2 separate regions of the Mus musculus genome follow, and region 1 is linked to region 2. The links are chromatin loops, found by intact Hi-C in ENCODE. Cell type or tissue: left cerebral cortex. All regions are shown on one strand. Links, peaks and the distances in the headings refer to the core of each region. The heading gives the core; the rest is flanking DNA. Region 1 has its middle 41 kb from the start of Gm34535. Region 2 overlaps Gm39697 (a long non-coding RNA gene).

Region 1 (8,334 bases), core at 157-8,156, 270 kb after region 2:
CATTTCCCAAAACAGAATAGCCAAAAGAGGGGCATCCCTCCTCACTTCTTCCGGCTCTGTGTTCACAGTGTTTTCCAAGACTGCAAAACTATCTATAGGCAGACTTCTGCTTCAATTCTAAATTCTTGGCAATTGCTGCCCTTGCCTTTGGAGACCTGGGTACCATCCACCTTGGCTGGGCAGCCTTAAGAGCTAATGATGTAAGCCAGATGCTGAGCGCTTCAGGCTGAGTGTGACATCATCCCCTTGTCAAGGACTCCCCATCTCCTGCCATTGGCCGCTTCTGGGTATGCTAAAGTTCAAGGTGGACACTTAGCACATTTATTACATACGGGGCTTATTAGATAACTGGGCTCCGTGGTGATAAATTGGTTGTGTGCTTCATTTAGACTCTCAATGCTCTGCAGGTTTTTCTAATTTAGTTTTGCCGTGGCTCAGCCAAGATGAGATTCAGAAGGAGGAAAAGGGAGAAGCGGAGAGAGAACAAAAAGCTCGTGTTGTATATCAAATCCTTGCCCTGCCTCTTGCTGGCTTGGAAATGAAGGGCCTTTTAAGCTGCCAACCTCAACAGCATCCACAGGGCTGTCATCCTCTGCGAGATGTGCTTTTCTTAACGGGACTGCTCTTTCATGATGACTCCCCCATTCATTATGAATAACTGCTGCTTTGGTCTAGGCCTGTCACTTTTTCTTCTTTTCTCTCATTCCTTTTAAGTTTGGATTTAAATGTGCACACACGCACACACACACACACACACACACACACACACACACACACGCACGCACACACACACAGAGCTACCTCCTCAGTACCACCAAAACCACAGGTGACTAAGAAGGAAGAGCCTTACAGAAAGGAGGTAGGAGAGGGTTGTTGGCTAGGTCCTGTGTGAATTGCTTCATACCTGCAGCCTTTGAGAGGCCTCAGATCTCTCCCACTCTGAGCAAACACTAGGGCATTGAAGGCTGCTTTGAAATGTGGCAGGCTTTGAGTGCATATGTGCACGCTTGTGCAATGAAACACAAAAATCTATTTCCCTATCAGAGTGACTGACGCTTCTTTCCTCCTTAATGCAGGCCTTGATCTTTCCCTGACTGAGCTTTCTGATTCCCTCCAGCTTGCCTTATCAGTAAATGAACTCTCATCAAAGACACTGATATCAGGTGGTGCTTGAGGCCAGGCGTGGCTTAGCCTCTTAAAGCCACTGACTGCATCCCAAAGGCAACAAGCATGGAACAGATGCTGAAATAGTAGCATTCAGAGAGACAATTATACACCTCCATTTTCCTCAGGAGTTAAAAAGCTTGGAGAGGAGAGACATGTGCATTTCTTCCACCTTTCTAGTGTCTGTGGCATAAATCCCTATAGAGAACACTCTATTCTACCCCACCCCAGTCATCATCCACTAATTTCACTCATCCTTCTGTGTAAAGTATGAACACTACTTAGTTGATAAGCTTCGGGCTTTGGTAATAACAGGATACCCATACTCCAAATCAACTCCTGGTTTATATTTAGGTAAGCTATTTCACTTTCTTAAACCTTTATTTACCCATGAATTAAGTGGGTACTGAGACTATATGTCCCACAGAGTTGTGCTGTCATGCACTATGGGAACAATACCATTAATGTTTTAATTTTAAGCTTCCATTATCATCGCGATCTACCTATCTACTGGACACTTTGAAATTATCCAAGCTCCTACCAATGCCTTTGGTAACTTCCTCAAGATCTTACATGAGCAAGGGATGGCTAGAGATAGCCAAAGCATGGGTAAAGAATAACTGAGCAGAGTAAGATATTGCATTGCTGTCTATATGAGAAGGTCCAGGAAACAGCTTCTATGACGCAGTATTCCCCACTCTAGCCTGGAATTTCGTTTTGGTTTAGAATTCAGAGATTTCTATTCCTATCTATATTTATGTGAAATCATTTTTTTCTTTTAAGCATCATATTGAGAGTACAGCTTGGAATTTATGACATTGCTAGAATTCAGAACTTAAAGCTTTCTCAGAAGACAGAAAGCCATTTTTAACCTTACTCCATGAACTTCCTACCATTTTTTTTTTTTTTTACTTAGAATGGCCAAGCAGGACAGATAGCTAAGCCTTCATGTTGGATGTCATTCTGCTTAGAAGTCAGGGAAATTACAAAAACAGCCAGCATTACTAGAAACCCTCTAGCTACCTGAGAGTATCTTGGGAATCTCCCATTTGAATCTATAGAAGATGGCTCTGAAAAGGTCTGTAAAGATCTGTTCTGTAAGATTCAGAAACCCATCCTTCATTTATGTTCCTTCTTCTGGCTTTGGAAATCAGTTACTGACATTTACTGAGTAAACACCTCCCAGGTAAAAGCTTAGGATGCTAGGACAGTGGATATTGTCATCCCAGGAGAATCTAGAAACACTGAATAACCCTCTAGGTATGTCTGTGATGAGTTTTCAGATTGGGTTAGTTGGGGTGGGGCACATCACTCCGTGGGCTAAGACCTCAGACCGCACGAGATGCAGAAGAGGAATTGACCATCAGTGGTCATCTCTTTCTGCTTCCTGAATGCAGATGCAATGTAGTCAGAGGCCTCAGGCCTCCACTGCTGTGAGTTCCCTACCGTGACAGACTCAGACTGCACCCTTAAACTGTGAGCCAAAATAAGTTTTTCCTTTCTTAAATTGCTTTGTCCAGGTGTATTGTCACTGTAAGGAGAAGAGTAGCATGTATGGCCACAAAGATGAGTATGCCCTCAAACATTTTATGGCCTGATCAAAGATAAAACGTAGAAAGATATATTTGCTTACTGTATAATGAAGCTATGTGGTGTGTTAGTCTCAGAATAAGATATGCTTGGATTTCTTATTCACAATTTATGGATGGAGAAGTAATGCTACACATTGTTAAGGCAATCCAAATGACCTCGTCAATAAGAGTAATGAGTATTTAAACCTCTACTAACAGTGCATTCTAGTCATACCCCAGCTTCCCTGGTCTTCACACCTTTCCCTTTCATTTACTGGCTTCTTTTACTGACTTGTCTCTTACTGTTTTTATTATCCTATATTATTTAGCCACTCTTTTAATGGGACTTTTTTTATTGGCATTTCAAATCCACTGGATCTCCATACTAATTGTTTTGTTCACTGGCCAAACATAGATGTTTACATACATGAAAGGAGTTAGAAGGAGGGGCTTTGTGAGGTCTTGGAGGGAGGAAAGGGAGAAAGCAACATAATTATATTTTAATTAAAAACTATAAAAAATATACAGTTGTTGAACAGATGGGTTTGTGGGTAGTACTACAGGCTTGACTCCTTTCTTCCTCTTGTTGTAATGCTAATATGTCCACAGTAGCATTTACAGGCTTCAGTGAAATGTTATATGAGTTCATAAAAACAATTAAAATTATTGACTAAACCTAAGTACAAAAGGCAAAAGTGTTCATGTAGGGTTTATCAATATCCAACCCACTGGAGACCTCTTTCTTCAGGATTGTTAAAAATTCAGGTTCCTGGGCCCCTTCTTTGGCACACTACATAGGAGCCTGAAAATGTGCATTTTGACCCATCTGCCAGGCTACTGGTGTGCACTCCAAAGTTTGGGACTAACAGAGGAGTTACAGATGGAAGTTGAGGCTTGGGAAACAGCAATATTAAATATTTTTGTAGATAAAGAATTAAGGAACAGATTTATTCAGTCATTTGTCACAAATCACATAGCTCGTAAGTCGGGATTTGGTGTCAAGACCTTTTCTGGTAGACTCGATTGGCTTTAGGGAATCATCTTTTACTTCTTTTCATCTCTCCAATGCAGTACTTCATCAATAAATGCTTACTGAACGAGCCAATGGCTTATACTGTGCAGGGAGGTTGAGTGATTGCCCTAACTCTCACAACTCTTGGCAGCTAAGGATCCTCATTTATATGAACCTCCTCCCAGCCAAACCTTCAAGTCCCAGACATTAAAACCCAGGGTCTGGCAAAGGCAGGAAGCAGACAGACTGCAAAGGCTCTGCTCATGGCACAGTATATCCCTGTCTGGCCAGGAGAGAGTTCATCATGGGACAGGAACAGCTAAGGAGTAGGGAGAAAGCAAGACTAATGTGGAAGAGAAGGCAGGGAAGAGCTCCAATCTGGCCAGGATGCTTGTTTTACAGCCTCTCTCTCTCTCTCTCTCTCTCTCTCTCTCTCTCTCTCTCTCTCTCTCTCTCTCTCTCTCTCTCTCTCTCTTTCTCTCTCTCTCTCTCTCTCTCTTTCTCTCTCTCTCTCTTTCTCTCTCTCTCTCTCTCTCTCTCTCTCTTTCTCCTCTCTCTTCTCTTTCTTCTCTCTTCTCTCTCTCTCTTTCTCTATCTGTGTGTGTGTCCATCCCTCTCTCTGTCTTTCACTCTGTCCCTCCCTCCTCTCCTCCTTCCTCCCCTCCCTCCTTCTCCCCCTCTCCAGCCTAAAGTTTAACGTAGCTTTCGATCAGGGCCTGTACATCATATCCAGTTCTATGGCCCCATCATTCCTTTACATTTCCAACTGAGGACTTAACGGCAACAACAATAAAAGCAAGAAGATTGCTAAGTTTTATTTTTACCAGAGGTTTCAAAAAAAGAGAAAGGGGAGAAGAAAGAAAGAAACCCCACTCTGACAACATCCCGTGTCCCATCACATCCTATTTTTACAGGCTAGCTGTGGGGTGTGTGATCCACAGCCAGAAATAAAACAGAACTGGAAGAGTCAGCCATCTGTCTGGAAGCTCACACAGTCCCAGATGGTATATCCTTCCTGGCTTTCTGGTAACAATCTCCTCTGTCTAACGAAATGAGGCAGAAATTGCCCAGTGAGTTAGTGGGGGTGATGGACTCTTGTTCTCCCAGCTCTGGCAATAGGACCTGAGATTCCCCCAGCAATACCTAGCTCATTTGTGCATATTATCTTCCCCTTGCTATGATCATGCACCACCTATTCCTCTGTACTCATTTTCTACCATACCCCTTTGCCACGAGTTTTACAAAAGGAGGAACTGTTTCCTCTCCTTCTCATGCACCCAGTCCTAGGCCACCTGCAGGATAATTGTTACACATAGTAGGGATGAATGCCCACCTGGGTAGCTGACTTGCTTACTAATATCCGAGCAAGTGGCTGGAGATCAGGAAACTGTTCCTCACAAGTCTGACAACTATGATCTACCTTTACCTATTATCTTGGTTGCTTTTCTATCACTGTGATAAGTCGTCATGACCAAGGTAACTTATAATTCAGCTTATGGTTTCAGAGAGTTCAGAGAGACCATGATGGCAGAGTAAAGGGACAACAGTAAGTTCACATCATGAACCACAACCAAAAGACAGAGAAGGAACACTGGGAACTGCACAAATCCCGCTCCCACTGACACCTCCTCCAACAAGGTCACACCTAGTAGTCCCTCCCAAACAGTTCTACCACCTGAGGACCAAGTCTTCAAATATATGAACCTATGGGAGGCTTTCTCATTCAAACCGCCATACCTCCTCAGTCCCTTCCCTAGAGGCAATTTTTGAAGATCAATGCCCAACCTAAATGCACACGATTTTAAAGCTATAGATTCTGGAAGGGGGAAGGGAAGGTCCTCAGTTTCACGTCCCAGTGACCAGGGCTTGGCCTCAGACACTGCTGTGACTTCAACTTCACTCACTTTATTGTGGCCTAAGGCCACTTCAGAGGATCCTATCAGCTTTGATATGGTTGTCTTCCAGAACAAAGCTTAATATTATTTAAAGGAAGAGAACAAAACAATATATTTAGTCTTCATTTCCGTAAAAGATGGAAGAAATTCAAGGAAGAAGGAAAAAATGCACATTGAATCAAGAAGAAATAAATGAAAAAGAAATTTCAGGGACTGAGAAGACGAAATTACTGTACAAACTCTTACAAGGACTCTTACAGTCACGTCCAAGTATGGTCTGTCCTTGTGATGGATTTCTAGACTTTTGAGTACAGAAAGGGCAGCCACTCTAACCTTAAATTTCAGAATCCTGATTAAATCATACCATAACCAAATAATTAAGGCTTGTGTGTGTGATGTCATTAGAAAGAGATTCTGGGCTTCCTGTCTTCTTTTCAGAATCTATACCCCATGTATGACTACGAAGAAAACATTACTCAAACACGCCAGACCTGCTCCAAACCATAAGGAATTAGATAGATAAACACAGACCAGAGAAGAAAAAGAGACAGAAAGACTAAATGAAACAGAGTGCCCTAGATGGAACTCTACATTAGGAAGACTAGGTTGGGGGAGGCCAAATTCAAATATATTTCACTTCATAACAACAAATAGTGTTGATTCCTTACTGTAAATGGGGGTGCAGTAAAGAAAACACCAAAATGACTACTCCACTGGGGAGAAGGTTTCTATTGTGGGAAGAGAGACAGAGACAGAGAGAGAGAGACAGAGACAGAGAGACAGAGAGAGACAGACAGAGAGAGAGACAGACACAGAGAGAGACAGACAGAGAGAGACAGAAAGAGAGAGAGAGAGAGAGAGAGAGAGAGAGAGAGAGAGAGAGAGCGCAGAGGCATCTTGAAGAGTCCAAAGCAGAGAGAGAAAGAAGTAGACTGGACATGGCCAGGGCTCTCTTGATAGCAGAGAGAAGAATAGCAGAAAACAGCAAGAATGATAATACTATAGAATCATGATCGTGGGGCAGAGGGGTAGAAAGATTGTGGTTATAAAGAGATCAGGGGATCTGCAACAGCCTGCGGGATAGTATGGTGGATGAGTTAAGTGTAAGTTTCAAAGCTGGGACAAATGGCTAAGGTACCTATTTATGTACCTACCTGGTGCATATCAAAGCACACCAGGTCACCAGATTCTCTCTGAATCCCTGCTGATTAACATACTCCACCCCCTATCATGAACTCCCCAGCCCAGGAGGCTCTGCTGTTCTTCCTTATATAATTCAACCATTTCATTTACGCTCTTGCTTTGTACCTTTGGGCCTCTTGGGTGCTGCACCTGGTCTCCCTCTTTCCCTTCTCCCTTCTCCCCCTCTCTCTTCCACATGGTCCAGCCCAGGGTCATGTATATATACTCTGGACTCTCCCACATGTCCCTGCCTCTAACTATACTCTCCCTTTTTTCTACAATAGACTTTCTCCCACAACATACCTATAGGAGCAGTCATATTCTTCCTTCTTTCTTTCTTTCTTTCTTTCTTTCTTTCTTTCTTCCTTTCTTTCTTTCTTTCTTTCTTCCTCTCTCTCTCTCTCTCTCTCTCTCTTTCTCTCTCTCTCTTTTTTTCTTTTTTCATTCATTTCATGCCAAAACTTAGGATCATTCATGTTTCCTTTCCGTTTTGTTTCCTTTTTCCTTCAGTAAGAAGGGCAAGGGGGATAGAGAGTACTTGGGGATGAAACACAAGTACTTGAGTGAATAGATACTGAGGGAGCCTGGGCCAGCTTGGGCTATGATATGCAACTGCAGAGTGCAGATTATCAATAATAAGTGAACCAATATTAAGTAAATGGTCTGACATGCATGGAATTGGAATTAGAGATATAGCAGAGAAAGAAAGATACATAAAGAAACAAATACAGAGGTAGATGCTCTCAGCCAACCATTGGAATGAGCACAGGGTCCCCAATAGAGGAGCTAGAGAAAGGACCCAAGGAGCTGAAGCGGTTTGCAGTCCCATAGAAGGAACAATAATATGAACCAACCAGTCCCCCAGAGCTCCCGGGGACTAAACCACCCACAAAAGAGTATACATGGAGAGATCCATGGCTCCAGCTGCATATGTAGCAGAGGATGGCCTTGTCAGTCATCTATGGGAGGAGAGGCCATTGTTCTTGTGAAGGCTCTATGTCCCAGTATAGAGGAATGCCAGGGCCAGGAATAGGGAGTGGGTGGGTTGGTAAGCAGGGGGAGGGGCCAAAGGGATAGTGGGTTTTTGGAGAGGAAACCAGGAAAGGGCATAACATTTGAAATGTAAATAAAGAAAATATCTAATTAAAAAAAAAAAAAGAAAAAAAAAAAGAATAGAGCCTCAGCAGCAGCGGTCGCCATCTTGGTTCCGGGACTCAGCAGAACTTAGGAGATTAGTCTGAACAGGTTAGAGGGTGCGCCAGAGAACCGGACAGCTTCTGGGACGGGCGGAAGCACAGAGCCACTGAGGCAGCAGCCTGGGCGGGCCACAGACAACCGGCCACCATCCGGACCAGAGGACAGGTGTCCGCCTGGCTTGGAAGACGGCCTCAGCCTCAGGAGCAGCGGTCACCATCTAGGTTCCAGGATTCCCTGGAACTTAGGATTTTAGTCTGCACAGGTGAGAGTCTGCACCACAGAAGCTGACAGCTTCTGGGAACTGCCAAAGCAA
Region 2 (8,334 bases), core at 297-8,296:
AAAGATCGATGCCCCAGAGTAGGAGAATGCTAGGGTGGTAAGGTGGAAGTGAGTGGGTGGGTGAGGGAGCACCCTCATAGAAGCAGGGGGAGAAGGCTAGGGGGTTTCCGGGGAGAAACGGGAAAAGGGAATAACATTGGAAATGTAAATAAATAAAATATAAAATTTTTTAAATTTTACTTTGACAAAATATCATCAAAGAAGCTATTTATTCCTCCATATCTTTCCTCCTTTAATGTCTTCTCTATGTCTTCCTTAAGTGCTTAACTTGATCTTAGAGAAGATAACATATTAATTATTTGAAGTTTATATGCTGCTCCTGGCAAAGGCTCACCTTGTCCATTTCACCTCTAAGTGATACACTGCTTGTCTTTCCTTTCTGAAGCCCACTCTTTCTCCTTCATCAATGAAAAGAATATTTAAGGAGAGGATAGAGTTCGTAGAAGATATGAGACTATCTGTGTCACTGAGACACCAGCATGTCTCATGACTGAAGAGCCCTCTTAAGTTTGACTCATCCCTTTGTGAAACAAGGGGTCCTCTCACCTCTGTCACCCTAAAGCAAGTCTCTTATTGAGGTCCAAACACCAAGCAAATACATCTCACCATGATTTGTAGGTTATGGTCAAAACTAATTCATGTGCTCAGGAGTGTAGGAAGGTTTACTCTGCCATTAATATGAGAATGTCCCCTCCACTTCCACCAGCACCCTCTTGTTAGCTTATGAACTTGATACCTTATAGATTAGTGAACTCAAGAACTTTCTTCAATAGGCTCTGGGGGAGCAGCTGGTATCTGTGCATTCTGTGCATTCTGTTCATGTGTCACTTATGTTTGAAGTAGAACTTTCCAAAATTAATAACTACTTAAGAATCATATTGTCGAATTGTAAAGTGACTTCATCCTTGGCTTTCCAGAAACTGATTGTTTGCAATTCATTTGACCCACTGATATGACAGAAAAACCTAGTATTTGAAAATACTCCTGTGTCCTTACTGTCCTGGCAACAAATTCTAGTAGTTCTGGTTTGAATGTGATTAGAATGTGTTTGGGGTTACTGAAAATGCAAGAATCTGAATCTATTGTCCTTAACTGTTATGGTTGGCAGTCACACTTCCTTTGAGCTGAATTAGAATGCTTTGTTATGACGTGGGAACCTGGAGTAACGTATAAGAATGAAACTAATATGTCACAGCTTATTGGAGGACAATGGTGGAATCAGGAAATGTCCTTATGTCATTCTCACCAGGTCAATGGAAGATTTTGCCAAGGGAAATGATGGCTCATACTCAGTCTTTATCATTTCAGTAAGGCTATCATAAGGCTATCTTCTTTCGGCCTAGGAGTTTCAATGTCTACATTTTCTTTTCCCCTAGCTCCTAGATTTGCCTCCTAGATTAGCAACATCTTTACATATAACTTATTCAAGAGTTGCCCAGTTCTCCTTCATATCCATTCTTGCACATAGATGAAGCCTTCACCTAAAGAGTGTCCAATGAATATACTCTCTCTTTCTCTTTCTCTTTCTTTTCTTTTTCTTTTCTTTTTTTTTCTTTTTTTCTTTTTTTTTTTTTTTTTTTTTTTGAGACAGGGTTTCTCTGTATATCCCTGGCTGTCCTGGAACTCACTTTGTAGACCAGGCTGGCCTGGAACTCAGAAATCCTCCTGCCTCTGTCTCCCAAGTGCTGGGATTAAAGGTATGCGCCACCACTGCCCAGCTCCAGTGAATATTTTCAATGTCAGCAATTGAGACATGGAACTTTCTTTTTTTTTCTTTTTTTTTCTTTCCATTTTTTATTAGGTATTTAGCTCATTTACATTTCCAATGCTATACCAAAAGTCCCCCATACCCACCCACCCCCACTCCCCTACCCGCCCACCCCCCCTTTTTGGCCCTGGCGTTCCCCTGTTCTGGGGCATATAAAGTTTGTGTGTCCAAGAGGAACACTCCTCCATTGTTGGTGGGATTGCAGGCTTGTACAACCACTCTGGAAATCCATCTGGCGGTTCCTCAGAAAATTGGACATAGTACTACCGGAGGATCCAGCAATACCTCTCCTGGGCATATATCCAGAAGATGCCCCAACTGGTAAGAAGGACACATGCTCCACTATGTTCATAGCAGCCTTATTTATAATAGCCAGAAGCTGGAAAGAACCCAGATGCCCCTCAACAGAGGAATGGATACAGAAAATGTGGTACATCTACACAATGGAGTACTATTCAGCTATTAAAAAGAATGAATTTATGAAATTCCTAGCCAAATGGATGGACCTGGAGGGCATCATCCTGAGTGAGGTAACACATTCACAAAGGAACTCACACAATATGTACTCACTGATAAGTGGATATTAGCCCAAAACCTAGGATACCCAAGATATAAGATACAATTTCCTAAACACATGAAACTCAAGAAAAATGAAGACTGAAGTGTGGACACTATGCCCCTCCTTAGAAGTGGGAACAAAACACCCTTGGAAGGAGTTACAGAGACATGGAACTTTCTAATGGCTCATAATTCTAGTTCCCCACAGTATTTCCCTGTGAGGTGACCCTTCATTTCATAAGGGTACCCCCAACAAGAGTACTCTGTGAACACTATCCAGCATAGAGCTTTCTTCCAAAACACAGACACACACACACACACACGCACGCACGCACGCACGCACACACACACACACATACATGCACACACACACACACACACACACACATACATGCACACACACACACACGCACGCACACACACACACACACACACATACATGCGCGCACACACACACACACACACACACACACACACACACACACACGTCAAGCAAATTTGGCCCAAGGCACAGTGGCACAGCCCAGAAGTAACAGTGGCACATCCTGTCTTCACCCAAGTGGACTTCCCATCTCAGGAACAAAGCCTTTCTGCTTCATGTCTCTCCTTGCTTTTGTTTTGTTCTGTTTGCTTGTATTGTAGGGGTTGTTTTGGTATTTTTTTGGTTGGTTGGTTAGTTAGTTGGTTGGTTGGTTGGTTGGTTGGTTGAATGATTGGTTTGGTATTGCAGTAAATCTCTAACCCAAATAAACCTGGGCAATGAAAACACAACTCAATTAATATGAATACATGCTGTGCGCCTAGATTGGGCAGATCTACCACTACACTACCATCTTCCCCATGTAAGAGACCCCTTAGAACTTGAAGTTTCTCCAGGGAGGTGCTTCTGCTCCACTTTCCTTCTTCCTCCTCCTCTGTCATCCTCTTTCTCTCTCTCTCCCTCACCCCTCAGCTCTACCTTCCCCTCTTTCTCTGCCCAATCACTGGCTCTAGCCTTTCTTTATAAATTAAGGTGGGAGGAAGGATTACAGGAAATCACCTGAGTGCCATTCCTTGTTTGCAGCCCCTCACAGAGGAACAGAATTAACATCAAATACAATTTGCCCCAGGGCTATCAGCAACAGTTTGACTTGGTTTTTCTTCCCCTGTGTTATCCCTTTTTTGACCTGTTTTCTGAAATAAATACTAGGATGCTGCTTCCCGTTCAAGTCTGTCAGTTTCCCAAGAGGAGGAGAGAAGGGCGAGTGGCTTTTACTTTCCTTCTCCACTTCCTCTGTTCACTTCTCTTGGATCCCTGCCCCCTCCCCACTACTCCCCAGAGCGTCCCCCCTCCCCATTGTCAATTCCTCAATCTAGCTCTCTCTCCCCAACCAGTTTTCTTCCTTATTAAGCCCGTCTAGTTTCAGGAAGTTTGTGAGGGCAGTTGGTGAGGTGAATTGTGCTCCCTGACACGGATGCAAAAGTATCCTATGATATAGTGGATCTGGAAGCCCCTATTAGAAAAGATTTACTGTTCTGTTCTAAGGTTGCTCTCCAGGTTGAAATTGGCTGACAAGGTCTCAACTAGCATAGGATTTATTCCTACGTATTAAATTATTTTTTTAATTAGTTCAACGCCCAGGTCATTTCTAAACCAAAGAAACGTAAAGCAAGGAAGTTTCCTGAAGTCAAAAGAAAACAGGCTGTGGTTTGAGTTAGTTGTCAAGTTTCTACCAAACTGTTTGCAGCCCCCAAGCCATTAAGCACGTGCACACATCAGCTTCAGCCCCAGGAATGCACATTCAGCCCAGTCCTTCACAAATGAATTCCTGTTGCTCCCAGTCTTTCCAGCCTCTGCCTAAAGACCAAATTTAATCCCACCTTCACCGCTGGCTCTATTTTTTAAGGCAGGCATGAAGAACATGTAGAAATCTTTAGCAGTAAGGCAGACCTCGGGCGTTTTCAGTTCATCTGAAATCCTTTCCGCATCCCTGGTTGTATGAGTACAGGAATACAGGAGAGGTAGAAGGCGGGTGTCTGTGCCTGCCAGATTGCGGGGAGGAGGTATTATTGCCCATGAGTGTGCACACACAGACACACACACAAACCCCAGATGGTAACGAGATGAGGGAGAAAAGCCAACAACACCAGGAGTTATTTTGGGACTAAAACTAGGAATCTTCATATGGCTAAGATTTTTCATCTGAGTGTTGCTCTTACATATGACAGGCTCCTCAGAGTGGTGCAAGCTGAACCATTGATCAAGTCAGATTCACTCCTTAGATCCTGAACCTTTGGGACTGGAAGGGGGACAAGTCAGTGGCCTTTTATAATAAACCAGAAATACTGCAGATTCCATAAAAGAGATGCTGTCACCATTCTCCCAGTTATTTCAATGAAGGTGTGCATGGAACAGTGAGATCCTGGGACAGTGCAAAGGCATACGTCAGCCTCTGCTTGATCATTAGCTGTACTGGGTATGAGGTATTGATGAGGCTAAGAAAATTGGAGTCTGATCTGCTTTTCAACCTGCTTTGGAAATATTTCCATCACGAGATGCACCATAGACACTCGTCAGTGGATTCACAACTTCGGGCTGTTCAAACAAAGGGTATGGAGGAAGGACAAAGAACGCTGAGTTCCAAATCAGCTCTGGGAAGATGGGAGTTTGTTGATGTCACCTTATTTATATATCAAGGATAGTAGTAGCATCCATATGCAAAACACATGGACCACCACTGCCGCCCTCCATTTTAAATAGTTCTATCTTCTTAATCAATATTAAATCTCTCTCTTTAAAGAAAGAAAAGATTCATTTTATTGTGTGTGTAGGAGGGGTATTTTATCTGATTCGTGTATGTAGTACCTGTAGAGGCCAGAAGAGGGGGTCTGATCCATCGTAACTGGAGTTAACAAACAGTCATGAGCCACACCATGAGAGTACTGGAAATGGAACCAGAGTCATCCACAAGCACAAAAAGTGCTCTTACCCACTGAACTCCCGTGCTCCCCAGTGCTCTCCAGTGCTCTCCAGTCCCAGTCAGTAAACAGTAAAGACCACTGAGAGGGCTGCTGGGAGTTCAGGGGTAACTTTTTTTTTATTATTTTTATAGTACTGGGGAGTGATTAAACACAGGGTCTCATGGAGACTAGGACAATGCCATCTGCTAAGTTATATGCCCTGCCCTCTTATTACATGTTAATTTTTTTCAGTGGGGGTGGGGAGAGTCTCAGGCCATGCTGAGGTGGAGTTTGAATTTGGAGTCTGTCTCTGCCTGGCCTCCAAAAGAAGCTGCGTTTACAAACCTAAGAAAAACACTGTGTTGGCCTTTAATTTCATCTTTAGTAAAATTCTTTATCTGAAGTTCAATGAAAATATTTTTTCCTTCGACAGTGTTTGAAAATCTTGCTTCTCCTGTGACCAGTGCTAATAACATTTTTCTCTTCTGGTGGGCAGCAAGATGTCACCATATTAATGTGCCAAGCTCTGTGTCAGATGCTGGACACAGGAACATGAGGATGACACCAGCCACCAACCTTGGGGGAGGGGGGCTAAATGGTCTAGAGACGAGACAAGGACATAAATAATAGCCCAATGGTACTGTGCAAAGTGGCTTAGCAGATGCATGCCCATGATGCTGTGAGCACACAGGAAAGGGAATGAAGACTCTGCATGTGCGGTACACTAACTCTCATTGCACAGTTTCCTATCCTAAAGCAAGGATGCAATCAAAGCTTATACAATGATATTGCCCTTGCCCTTAAGGGAGGTTTGAGATTAGCACAGCTTTGCAAACCTCGAGTAACAGCCACTACATGTGCATCTATTGCTGTGTCGAGTCGGTTGACTTTTTATGAGAATTATCTAGTTTCCCTAGTCCTTTGCATGCAGAAATTTTTCCCTTCTTCAAATCAGCGTTCCTACTAATGATTATAAAATATTATAGTCTACCCAGGGAGCTGGAACTTATCAGATAAAGATATGGGGCAAGGAATAAACAGACCCTCTCTAGTAGAAAGACTTAAATTCAAGCCTGGGATCTGACAAGGGGCCCTGTCCAACTCTTGAAGGAAGTCCATCAAAGAGCACTGTAGCAGCAAAGGCAAGGAGGTGGTGGGAGAGATTGAGTAATGGATTGCAAACCCTGTTCTTGCAACACATGAGACCTAGTCATACTCCTCTCCTTCCTGCTGTGTGATTATGAAGCCAAACTATTCCTTTTCTGTCCCAGTTACCTTATCAACTACTTGTTGCTTGTATTGAAGAATCCAGGTAACGAAGGTGGATAACAGACCCAGCAACACGTTTCCTTTCCAGAAAAAAAAAATCTATTCAGACTTGCATGTGTGAATTCACTAATGTAAAAGTGAACTCTGCCTTCAGACTCCAGTTATATGGTGTTAGTGACTCTTTTTTTTTTTTCAGAAACTACTCCTACAGACCACAGTAGATTGCTCCACTAGGAAAGCTTTGCACTCCAGAAAGAACAGACAGCAATTCACTCTCATTGAATCTTAATCACATACTCCGATCCACATTTGGAATAAAGACTGAGTTTTGCACCCATTTTCCAAATAAGCTTCTCCTACAGATGTAGAATTGTATAGCAGTGCCTGCAGATTGGATACCAAGGCAAGAATTTGGAAGTTGGCTCTAGAAATGGGGAAGCATTTACTTGAAACTTTGACTGAAACCCACCCAGGGCTGGGTCTTTCCTTCTCCCACTCTGCTTCACTCCCATGTCTCACAGCTGTGGTAAATTTCTCACAAGTTGTAGAGATAAATGAAGATCACAGTTCATCATCGCAGATAAGGTACAATGCTAGGAGCTTGGGATAACTGGTTGCACTAGGGCCACAGTCAGGATGCACAGACTGACTCATGCTAGTGCTCAGAGAGCTTTTGTCTTTGTATGCAGTTAGGCCCCCAACTCATAGAGACCTGCCCCTAGTTACAGTGAGTCCTCCCAACTCAGTTAACTGAATCTAGCTTGTCTCCTACTGAGTTTAGAACTAGTCAAGGTGTCAGTCAAGGCGCAACACTCCTCAGTCTGGTGCTCTCTGTAGTTGGAGCCATCACAATATAATGCTCACACAAAGAAGTCTTCTTATAGCAAGAGCCTTCTTCCTCTGACCCTCAAGCATATCGTCTCACTAGTCCGGTCCGCATAACTCTTTCTATGTAAATCTCCTTGTTTCCTTCTGTCTTTATTGCTAGTTCCCTTTTTAGGACGCTCATCGTATTTTGCTAAGTCTAATTCGACACCATTCTATCTGGTCTCCCTGCTTCTGTTCTTCATCTCTAATCCAAATTTCACACAGGTATCCGAATGAATTTGTCAGGAATGTAAATTTGCTCCTGCTATTTTCCTATTCAGAGTTGCCTAGGAGAGTGCTGGGTCATCCTGGGGACCTTAGCATGGCAGCCGGACTGTGCTCCAGCTGAGAGACACTGCCATGGTCACTGTTCCTGAGCTCTTTCATGACTTACCACTCGGCATCCACACATATTTATCCCAGCCATTCCAACTCCCTTATGCTGTGTCTCTTTCCTCTTATTCTTTCTCCTCTGGAACCTTTTGTTCCTTGGACCAGGATTAAGATATCCAGAGTGCCTAATCATGGGCTACAGCAAAAATAGTATTATGTGAAATTCTGGATTTAAAAATACTGGAAAAATAAAACAAGTGCCACATTGTGTTGAGTTTCCTCAGGGATGGCTCCTTCCCTTCCCCCCTGCTTCATGTCAAACCCTCAAAGGAAGTTTTATGACATCTGGGGTGTGTTATAGCTGGGTCAAATGGTAACAGAAGAATTCTTGGTAGATTTCCAAATGCTGTGTGGATGGGACCTGGAAAATCACAACTTGCCATCACTTATGTCTTAGCCATTTTCCTGGTAATAGACCCACACATTTCCCCCACCCTGCATCACCCCCAAGACCACCTTTCAACTCATTAGAGAAAGAAGGGAAGATACTGCCCATGTGTGAATCCTGTCCTGACAATGCAATTGCTTGCCTCCAAGTA

Evidence for each region. Hi-C counts contacts between places; a loop is a spot of excess contacts. Peaks named below come from ENCODE experiments on the same cell type or tissue, not always from the same donor. Only the 100,000 strongest peaks of a DNase experiment are listed, where the experiment ranks them.
Region 1: it touches region 2 in a loop (15-fold over the local background); 3 of 42 quality-filtered maps call a loop at or near these places.

Annotation. Positions count from the first base shown.
Region 1 is chr1:169,417,898-169,426,231 of GRCm38, forward strand. No RefSeq gene overlaps it. Among named protein-coding and RNA genes, the nearest start is that of Gm34535, 41 kb to the right of the region's middle. In left cerebral cortex, for the core only: no CTCF peak of the experiment used is centred there; DNase peaks (open chromatin) are centred at 241, 472, 4,005 and 4,713; H3K27ac peaks cover 1,212 bases.
Region 2 is chr1:169,151,866-169,160,199 of GRCm38, forward strand. The region is part of intron 2 of Gm39697 (a long non-coding RNA gene); the gene reads right to left. Among named protein-coding and RNA genes, the nearest start is that of Gm39697, 17 kb to the right of the region's middle. In left cerebral cortex, for the core only: a CTCF peak has its summit at 5,168; a DNase peak (open chromatin) is centred at 4,407; H3K27ac peaks cover 211 bases.